2 separate regions of the Homo sapiens genome follow, and region 1 is linked to region 2. A link is an interaction called in ENCODE POLR2A ChIA-PET data of the cell type or tissue named here. Cell type or tissue: B cell. All regions are shown on one strand. Each heading gives the region's core, and the rest is flanking DNA. Links, peaks and the distances in the headings are about the cores only. Region 1 overlaps AP1M1 (adaptor related protein complex 1 subunit mu 1). Region 2 has its middle 17 kb from the start of KLF2.

Region 1 (4,348 bases), core at 349-4,348, 100 kb after region 2:
CCCAAGCTGGAGTACAGTGGCGCGATCTCGGCTCACTGCAACCTCTGTCTCCCTGGTTCAAGCAATTCTGTCTGCCTCAGTCTCCCAAGTAGCTGGGAACACAGGTGCCCGCCACCACACCTGGCTAATTTTGTATTTCTAGTAGAGATGGGGTTTCTCCTTGTTGGTCCGGCTGGTCTCAAACTCCTGACCTCTGCCCGCCTCGGCCTCCCAGAGTGCTGGGATTACAGGCGGGAGCCACCATGCCCGGCTTGTCCTACCTTTTACAGATGAGGTGGGCTCAGAATTCTAGACTGCACTTCTCTCAGTAATTTGAAGCCATGCTCTATCTTCGGACTTTTGTTGTTCCAGTTGTGAAACCAGTTCTCTGTCCAATTGCTCTTTGGAGAGACATTTTAATCTCTTAGTGTTGCTGTTAGGATCTTCCCTGAGTCTGATATGTTCTGTGGTTCGACTATGATTATTTTAGTTACGAATTTAGGTTTGTGTATCATGCTTTGGACTCAACGGTTTCCTGGATCTTAAAATTTCAAGATTTTCAGGCTGGGCGCAGTGGCTCATGCCTGTAATCCCAGCACTTTGGGAGGCCGAAGCAGGCAGATCACCTGAGGTCAGGAGTTCGAGACCATCTTGACCAACATAGTGAAACCCCATCTCTACAAAAAATACAAAAATTAGCCGGGCGTGGTGGTGTGCACCTGTAATCCCAGCTGCTTGGGAGGCTGAGATATGAGAATTGCTTGAACCTGGGAGGCAGAGGTTGTAATGAGCCGAGATTTCGCCATTGCACTCCAGCCTGGGCAACAAACGCGAAACTCCGTCAAAATGAAAAACAAAAAACACTTCAAGATTTTCATTAATTTTGGAAAATTCTGGCCACGATCTCTTTGCATGTGGCTGCTCCCCAGTTCTCATTTTTTGGTTTGTGTTAGATACTTGCTGGCATGTTGGGCCTTCTTATTGTCTTGTGCTAACCACACACGCACATCACACACACACACACACACACACACACATACACACACACACACACACACACACACACACAGAGTCGTCCCTCCATATCCTCAAGGGATTGCTTCCAGGACTCCCCTTGGATACCAAAATCTGAGGATGCTCAAGTCTTTTATATAAAATGGCACAATATTTGCATATATCCTATGCACATCATCTTTAAATCATCTCTAGATTACCTAATACAATGTAGATGCTACATAATCATTATACTGTATTATTTAAGGAATAATGACAATAAAAAAGAAAACCTGTACATGTCCAGCACAGACACAATTGTTTTTCAAATATTTTCAACTCACTCTTGGTTGAATCCATGGATGCAGAACCCATGGATGTGGAGGGTTGACTGTAAATATATATATGTCTCATTAGCTGTGCTATGTCCCGGGTAACTGCCTCAGACAGCTCTCTTCTAGTGCACTAATTCTCTTCATCTATGTCTCACTTGTATTTTAACACCCTCCAACCAAGTTGTTAATTTTTTTTTTTGAGACAGTGTCTCACTGTGTCGCTCAGGCAAGAGTACAACGGTGCCATCTTGACTCACTGCGAGCGCCATCTCCCGGGTTCAAGCGAATCTCCTGCCCCAGCCACCTGAGTAGCTGGGATTACAGGTATGAGCCACTACGCCCAGCTAATTCTTTTGTATTTTTAGTAGCAATCAGGTTTTACCATGTTGGCCAGGCTGGTCTCAAACTCCTGACCTAAAATGATCTGGCCGCCTCAGCCTCCCAAAGTGCTGGGATTATAGGCGTGAGCCACCATGCCCGGCCCCAAGTTGTTAATTCCTATGACTACATTTTTAATCTATTTTTTTCTTCCAAATCTGCATTGTCATTTTTGGGGGGTGTTTTGTTGGTTTGTTTTAGAGACAGGGTCTCACTATGTTGCCCAGGCTGTCCTTAAACTCCTGGGCTCAAGTAATCCTCTAGCCTCAGCCTCCCAAGTAGTTGGGACTACAGGTGCATACTACCATGCCCAGCTTTGCAGTCTTAAAAAAAAAAAAAAAAAAAAAAAAAAAAAAAAAAAAAAAAGAGAACTGGCCGGGCGCGGTGGCTCATGCCTGTAATCCCAGCACTTTGGGAAGGTGAGGGGGGCGGATCACCTGAAGCCGGGAGTTCGAGACCAGCCTGACCAACATGGAGAAATCCCGTCTCTACCAAAAATACAAAATTAGCCAGGCATGGTGGCGCATGCCTGTAATCTCAGCTACTCAGGAGGATGAGGCAGGAGAATTGCTTGAACCCAGAAGGCGGAGGTTGCAGTGAGCCGAGATCACACCATTGCACTCCAGCCTGGGCAACAAGAGCAAAACTCTGTCTCAAAAAAAACAAAAACAAAAACAAAAAACAAAAAAACTACAAAAAGTATATTAAGAACTACAAAAAGGGCTGGGCACTGTGGCTCATGCCTGTAATCCCAGCACTTTGGGAGGCCAAGGTGGGAGGATCACTTGAGCCCAGGAGTTTGAAGCTGCAGTGAGCCGTGACCATGCCACTGCACTTTGGCCTGGGCAACAGAGTGACACCCTGTCAAAAAAAAAAAAAAAAAGCATAAAGAAAGAATACAGAACAAGCCACTAAGCAATACCAAGCTTAAGGAAATTGCCAACACAGCAGAGGCCCCAGTCATACCCCCTTCCTGTTTTTGCCTTTCAGAGATAACCAGGGATGTGAATTTTTTCAAATTCTCAAGCATCTCGTTAGACTTTTGCTGGATATATATAGATCCCTAAGCACGCAAAATATTATTTCCGTATTTTATACTAGATTACTGCATTTTCTTTTGTAAACATTTTTCCCGCTCAATGTTGTTTAAGTTGTATTCTGAGCCATATCACTGCTCTAGTTGAATTCATTTTCACTGCTGTAATCTCTTGCATGAATGGACTACAGTGGTCCCTTTTCCTATTGAAGGACTTTTGGTTGCTTTCCAATTTCCTGCTATCATGAACTATGCTGCTGTAAGTGTAACTGTACACCTGATATTTCTCTATATATTGGTGCATGGACTTCTCAGGGCTTTTCTCAACTAGAGTTCTGCAAGAGAATTCTGGCATAAAGATGACTTCAGGGAGGATGTTCTCAACTTTCCCACAGTCAGTACATAGCTAGCACGTTCTAGATGTTCAGGAGGCGTGGCGAGGTGGCTCACGCCTGTAATCCCAGCACTTTGGGAGGCCAAGGCAGGATGATGGCTCAAGCCCAGGAGTTGGAGACCAGTGTGGACAAAATGACGAGACCCCATCTCTATAAAAAATATGAAAAATTGGCCCAGCATGGTGGCATGTGCTTGTAGTCCCAGCTCCTCAAGAGGCTGAGGCAGGATTGGCTGAGCCTGGCAGCTCGAGGCTGCAGTGAGCCGTGATCACGCCACTGCACTCCAGCCTGGGTAACATAGCAAGACCCTGTCTCAAAAAAAAAAATTTTTTTGGGGGGGGCCGACATGATGCAAATAGCATCTAACTGTGGTCTTGGTTTATGTGTACATATTTCCTGAATAGCTACATGGTTGAACGTTTGCCTTTTTTTTTTCTTTTGAGATGAAGTCTTGCTCTGTTGCCCAGGCTGGAGTGCAGGTGGTATGATCTCGGCTCACTGCAACCTCTGCCTCCTGGGGTTCAAATGATTCTGATGCCTCAGCCTCCCAAGTAGCTGGGATTACAGGCGCCCGCCACCATGCCTGGCTAATTTTGGTATTTTTAGTAGAGATGGGGTCTCGCCATGTTGGCCAGGTTGGTCTCGGACTCCTGACCTCAGGTGATCCACCCGTCTCAGCCTCCCAAAGTGCTGGGATTACAGGCATAAGCCACTGCGCTAGGCCGGTTTTTGTTGTGTTTTGAGACGGAGTCTCGCTCTGTTGCCCAGGCTGGAGTGCAGTAACACTATCTTGGCTCACTGCAACCTCCACCTCCTGGGTTCAAGCCATTCTCCTGCCTCAGCATACTGAGTAGCTGGGATTACAGGCACGCACCACCACACCCGGCTAATTCTTGTATTTTTAGTATAGATGGGGCTTCACCATGCTGGCCATGCTGGTCTCGAACTCCTGACCTCCAGTGATCGGTCTGCCTCGGCTTCCCAAAGTATTGGGCTCACGGGCGTGAGCCACCACGCCTGGCCGAACGGTCGCCATTTGTATTTCATCTTCTTCATACTGTCTGTTCACACACAGCCCATTTTGTTAGGTTCTCTTTTTCTGATTTGTAGACGTTATAACCCGCATGCAAATTATTTGCCTTGTTGGATGTTGTAACAGCTCTGTCTTAACAGCATTTTGCTCTTTTCTATTCAGAGTCTCTGTGCCTTTAGGCACTTGCAACAGATTGACT
Region 2 (4,392 bases), core at 110-4,109:
TTGTGCCACTGCACTCCAGCCTGGGTGACAGAGCAAGACTCTGTCTCAAAAAAAAAAAATATTAATTATGATAAAAAACATGAAACTTACCATTTTAACCATTTAAAAATTTATTCAGCCGGGTGTGGTGGCTCACACCTGTAATCCCAGCACTTTGGGAGGCCGAGGCAGGTGGATCATGAGGTCAGGAGATCAAGACCATCCTGGCTAACACGGTGAAACCCCATCTCTACTAAAAATACAAAAAATTAGCCGGGTGTGGTGGCGGGCACCTGTAGTCCCAGCTACTTGGGAGGCTGAGGAGAATGGTGTGAACCCAGGAGGCGGAGCTTGCAGTGAGCCGAGATCGCACCACTGCACTCCAGCTGGCTGAAAAAGCAAAACTCTGTCTCAGGAAAAAAAAAATTATTCATTTATTTTATTTTATGTATGTGTTTATTTATTGAGACAGGGTCTCACTCTGTTGCCCAGGCTGGAGTGCAGTGGTGCGATCTCGGCTCACTGCAGCCTTCGCACCCCGGGCTCAAGTGATCCTCCCATTTCAGCCTTCTGAATAGCCGGGGCTATAGGCATGCAGCACCACGCCTGGCTAATTTTTGTATGTTTTCTAGAGATAGAGTCTCACTACTTTGTGCAGGCTGGTCACAAACTCCTGAGCTCAAGGGATCCTCCCAAAGTGTTGGGGTTACAGGTGTGAGCCACCATTCCTGGCCTAAATTTATTTTTAATTTATAGAAATTTTTATTCTTTTTTTATTTTTTTAGAGACAGGTTGTCACTATGTTGCCCGGGCTGGATTCAAACTCCTAGGCTCAAGCAATCCTCCCGCCTCGGCCTCTGGAGTAACTGGGCCTACAGGTGCATGCCACTGCATCCAGCTCCACTTTAACCACTTTTTTTTTAAAAAAACCACTTTCAAGTGCGTGGTTCAGCAGTGTTAAATATATTCACACCATTCTGCAACAGATCTCTAGAACTTTCTCATTTTGTGAAATTGACACTCTGTACCCATTGAGCAATTCCCCATAACCCCACTTCCGCCTCCTAGCCAGTGGTACTGGTTTTTGTTATTATTCATTCAGATGGGTATTATTCTTATTATTTTAGATGGAGTCTCACTGTGTCACCTGGGCTGTAGTGCAGTGGCACGATCTCAGCTCATGTAACCTCCGCCTCCCGGGTTCAAGCAATTCTCCTGCCTCAGCCTCCCGAGCAGCTGGGATTACAGGTGCCCGCCACTAAGCCCAGCTAATTTTTTTGTATTTTTAGTAGAGATGGGCTTTCACTATGTTGGCCAGGCTGGTCTCGAACTCCTGACCTTGTGATTTGCCCGCTTCGGCCTCCCAAAGTGCTGGGATTCCAGGCTTCAGCCACCGCACCCGGCCCAGATGAGTATTATTAAAGCTATGGTTACTGTCCAGGGATTGCTTTGAGCTTTTAGAGCAGGGCCTGTATATTCTAGCTCCACTACCCAAGAACCGACTGAGGGGCAGTTCTGTCTGTATTAACTAAGCTACTACATTATTCCTCATTATAGGAATGGAATCTCATTGTAAAGGAAACCGGTGTGGTGGAGGGGAAGTCCCAGCCCTGCGTCTCCATTCCGTGCCATTGTACGAAGGTCATGGGAGAGAAGGGGGCTCGAGTGTCCTGGGTGCCTTCTATGGACCAAGCACTTTCTCGACCACCATTCAGATGGTCACATCCAAGACCAAGATGTTCACTTGAATTCAGAGGCTTGGCCAGGGGACTTTCCATTTGACAGGGACAGATGCCATTGCCTCTCTGTGGCACTGCCTGGCTGCATCACGAGCTTGTCTCTGCTTCAACAGTGGTTATTTTTATAGCTGACAATGAGACTTACTGGAAATGGTTTGGCACTCATGCGTAGAAAGCGCCTGTATTTAAATTTGAGGAGTCGGAGTGCCTGGGCCCTGGAAGATGGGTGGTTCTTCAGGCCCTTGGCCAAGACCTTTAAGCCATAGAGCAGATCCCTTCCAGCCCAGGAAAAATTCCAGGGATTCTCAGCCTTTCTGAGGACTGGTTCTCTCAGAGCATCTGTTTGAAGCCTTGGAACTGTCATCCTTTCTCTTGTCTGAGGGCCCTCCAGCCCTCACGGCTCACCCCAGTCCATTCATGTTACGCAGCAGAGCTCTTGTCAGCTTGTAAAACTGAAACTCTGCCCCCACTAAATACTCATTCCCCATTTCCTCCTCCCCCAGCCCCTCGCACCCACCATTCTACTTCCTGTCTCTATGAATCTGATGCATGGACTCATACAGTATTTCTCTTTTTGTGTCTGGCGTATTTCACTTAGGATAGTTCCTGTTGGAGCATGTATGTGTCAGAATCTTTCTCTTTTTCTTTTCTTTTCTTTTCTTTTTTTTTTGAATTGTAGTCTTGCACTGCTGCCCAGGCTGGAGTGTAATGGCGTGATCTCGGCTCACTGCAACCTCCGCCTCCTGGGTTCAAACAATTCTCCTGCCTCAGCCTCCCGAGTAGCTGGGATTACAGGCACGCACCGCCACGCCCAGCTAATTTTTGTATTTTTAGTATAGACTGGGTTTCACCATGTTGGCCAGGCTAGTTTCGAACTCCTGACCTCATGATCCGCCCGCCTCGGCCTCCCAAAGTGTTGGGATTACAAGCGTGAGCCACCGCGCCCGGCCCTATAATCTCTTTCTTTTTAAAAACTGAATACTATTCCATTGTCTGGATAGATGGATAGACCACATTTTGTTTATCCATTCATTCATCAGTGGATACTCGGTCCAAACTTTATGTTATATTGACAAAATAACTGTATTAAAAATAGTAATGTGGCTGCGCATGGTGGCTCATGCCTGTAATCCCAGCATTTTAAGAGGCCAAGGTGGGTGGATCACTTGAGGTCAGGCATTTGAGACCCTTCTGGCCAACACAGTGAAACCCGTCTCTACTAAAAATACAAAAATTAGCTGGGAGTGGTGGCGGGCGCCGGTAATTCCAGCTGCTGGGGAGGCCGAGGCAGGAGAATCACCTGAACCTGGGAGGCGGAGGTTGCAGTTAGCCGAGATTGCACCACTGCACTCCAGCGTGGGCGACAGAGCAAGACTCCGTCTGAAAAAAAAAGTAACGTTTTACAACAGAAGCAACTTATTCTCAATTGCTTTTTTTACACCTTAAAATTGAGCTGAAATTCACATAACATAAAACTAACCATGAAGTGTACACGGTAGTGGCATTTCGTGCATTCACAATGTTGTGCAACCATCACCTCTGTCTAATTCCAGAACATTTGCATCCCCCAAGAGGAGACCCTGTCCCCATCAGCAGCCACTCCCCATTCCCCTCCCCCAGCCCCTGGCAGCCACTCATCTGCTTCCTGTCTCTCTGGATTTGCCTGTTCTGGGCATTTTGTATCAGTGGAATCTCACACTATGTGGGCTTTCGCGTCTGGCTTCTCTCACTCAGAATGTTTTGGGGGCTCATCCACATTGTAGCATGGATCAGTGCTTCATTCCTTTTCATGGCTGAATAATATTCCATTGTATGTATGGATCACAGTTTTCTTATTCATTCTCTAATGGACACTTGGGTTGTTTCTACTTTTTGGCTGTTATGAATAGTGCTTTGATGAACATCCCAATTGTTTTTTGAGACAGTCTCACTCTGTCGCCCAGCAGGTTGGAGTGCAGTGGAGCAATATTAGCTCACTGCAGCCTCTGCCTCCCGGGTTCAAGTGATCCCCCTGCCTCAGCCTCCCGAGTAGCTGGGATTACAGGTGCACTCCACCATGCCTGGCTAATTTTTGTTGGCCAGGCTGGTCTGGAAGTCCTGGGCTCAAGTGATCTGCCCGCCTCGGCTTCCCAGAGTGCTGGGATTACAGGCATAAGCCACTCACTGCTCTGGGCCCCCAGTTTCTTTAAGCAAGCAAACAATAATAAAAGTTAATTGCCAAAACTTTTCCTCCAGGCAACAACCTTTCAGGGACCTCTCCCACTTAAAAAAGCACCAAAGGAGATGCACATTTACATTTAAGAAAGGCCCAGTTCAAGGTCAGGTCGTGGGCAGACACCCTCCCTCCGCCCGTGCTGAAGTTAGCTCCTGGTGGGGCAGTTGCTGGTGACGTCAGGATTCTGTAAAAACATGGAATTTCTCCACCCCCAACCTGCCTCCCAGAGACCAGCGGAATTAAGTAGAATGAATGGGCTTGTTTCCTTGGATTTTTTTTCTCTCTCTCTCTCATTTATTTATTTAGAGACAGGGTCTCTCTCTGTTGCCTAGGCTGAAGTGTAGTGGCATGATCTTAACTCACTGCAACGTCCACCTCCTGGGTTCAAACAATTCTCAGCCTCCCCAGCAGCTGGGACTACAGGCATGCACCACCACACCGGGCTAATTTTTTTTTTCT

What was found. Peaks named below come from ENCODE experiments on the same cell type or tissue, not always from the same donor. Only the 100,000 strongest peaks of a DNase experiment are listed, where the experiment ranks them.
Region 1: POLR2A ChIA-PET joins it to region 2 with 7 read pairs; 11 of 35 experiments call an interaction of 5 or more read pairs at or near these places.

Annotation. Positions count from the first base shown.
Region 1 is chr19:16,236,943-16,241,290 of GRCh38, reverse strand. It overlaps AP1M1 (adaptor related protein complex 1 subunit mu 1), which reads right to left. Exons shown (of 12, transcript NM_032493.4): 12 at 1-4,348. Among named protein-coding and RNA genes, the nearest start is that of AP1M1, 41 kb to the right of the region's middle. In B cell, for the core only: no CTCF peak of the experiment used is centred there; a DNase peak (open chromatin) is centred at 2,640; H3K27ac peaks cover 1,556 bases.
Region 2 is chr19:16,339,952-16,344,343 of GRCh38, reverse strand. No RefSeq gene overlaps it. Among named protein-coding and RNA genes, the nearest start is that of KLF2, 17 kb to the right of the region's middle. RefSeq lists an enhancer at 1,534-1,763. In B cell, for the core only: no CTCF peak of the experiment used is centred there; a DNase peak (open chromatin) is centred at 1,783; H3K4me3 peaks cover 1,267 bases; H3K27ac peaks cover 2,792 bases.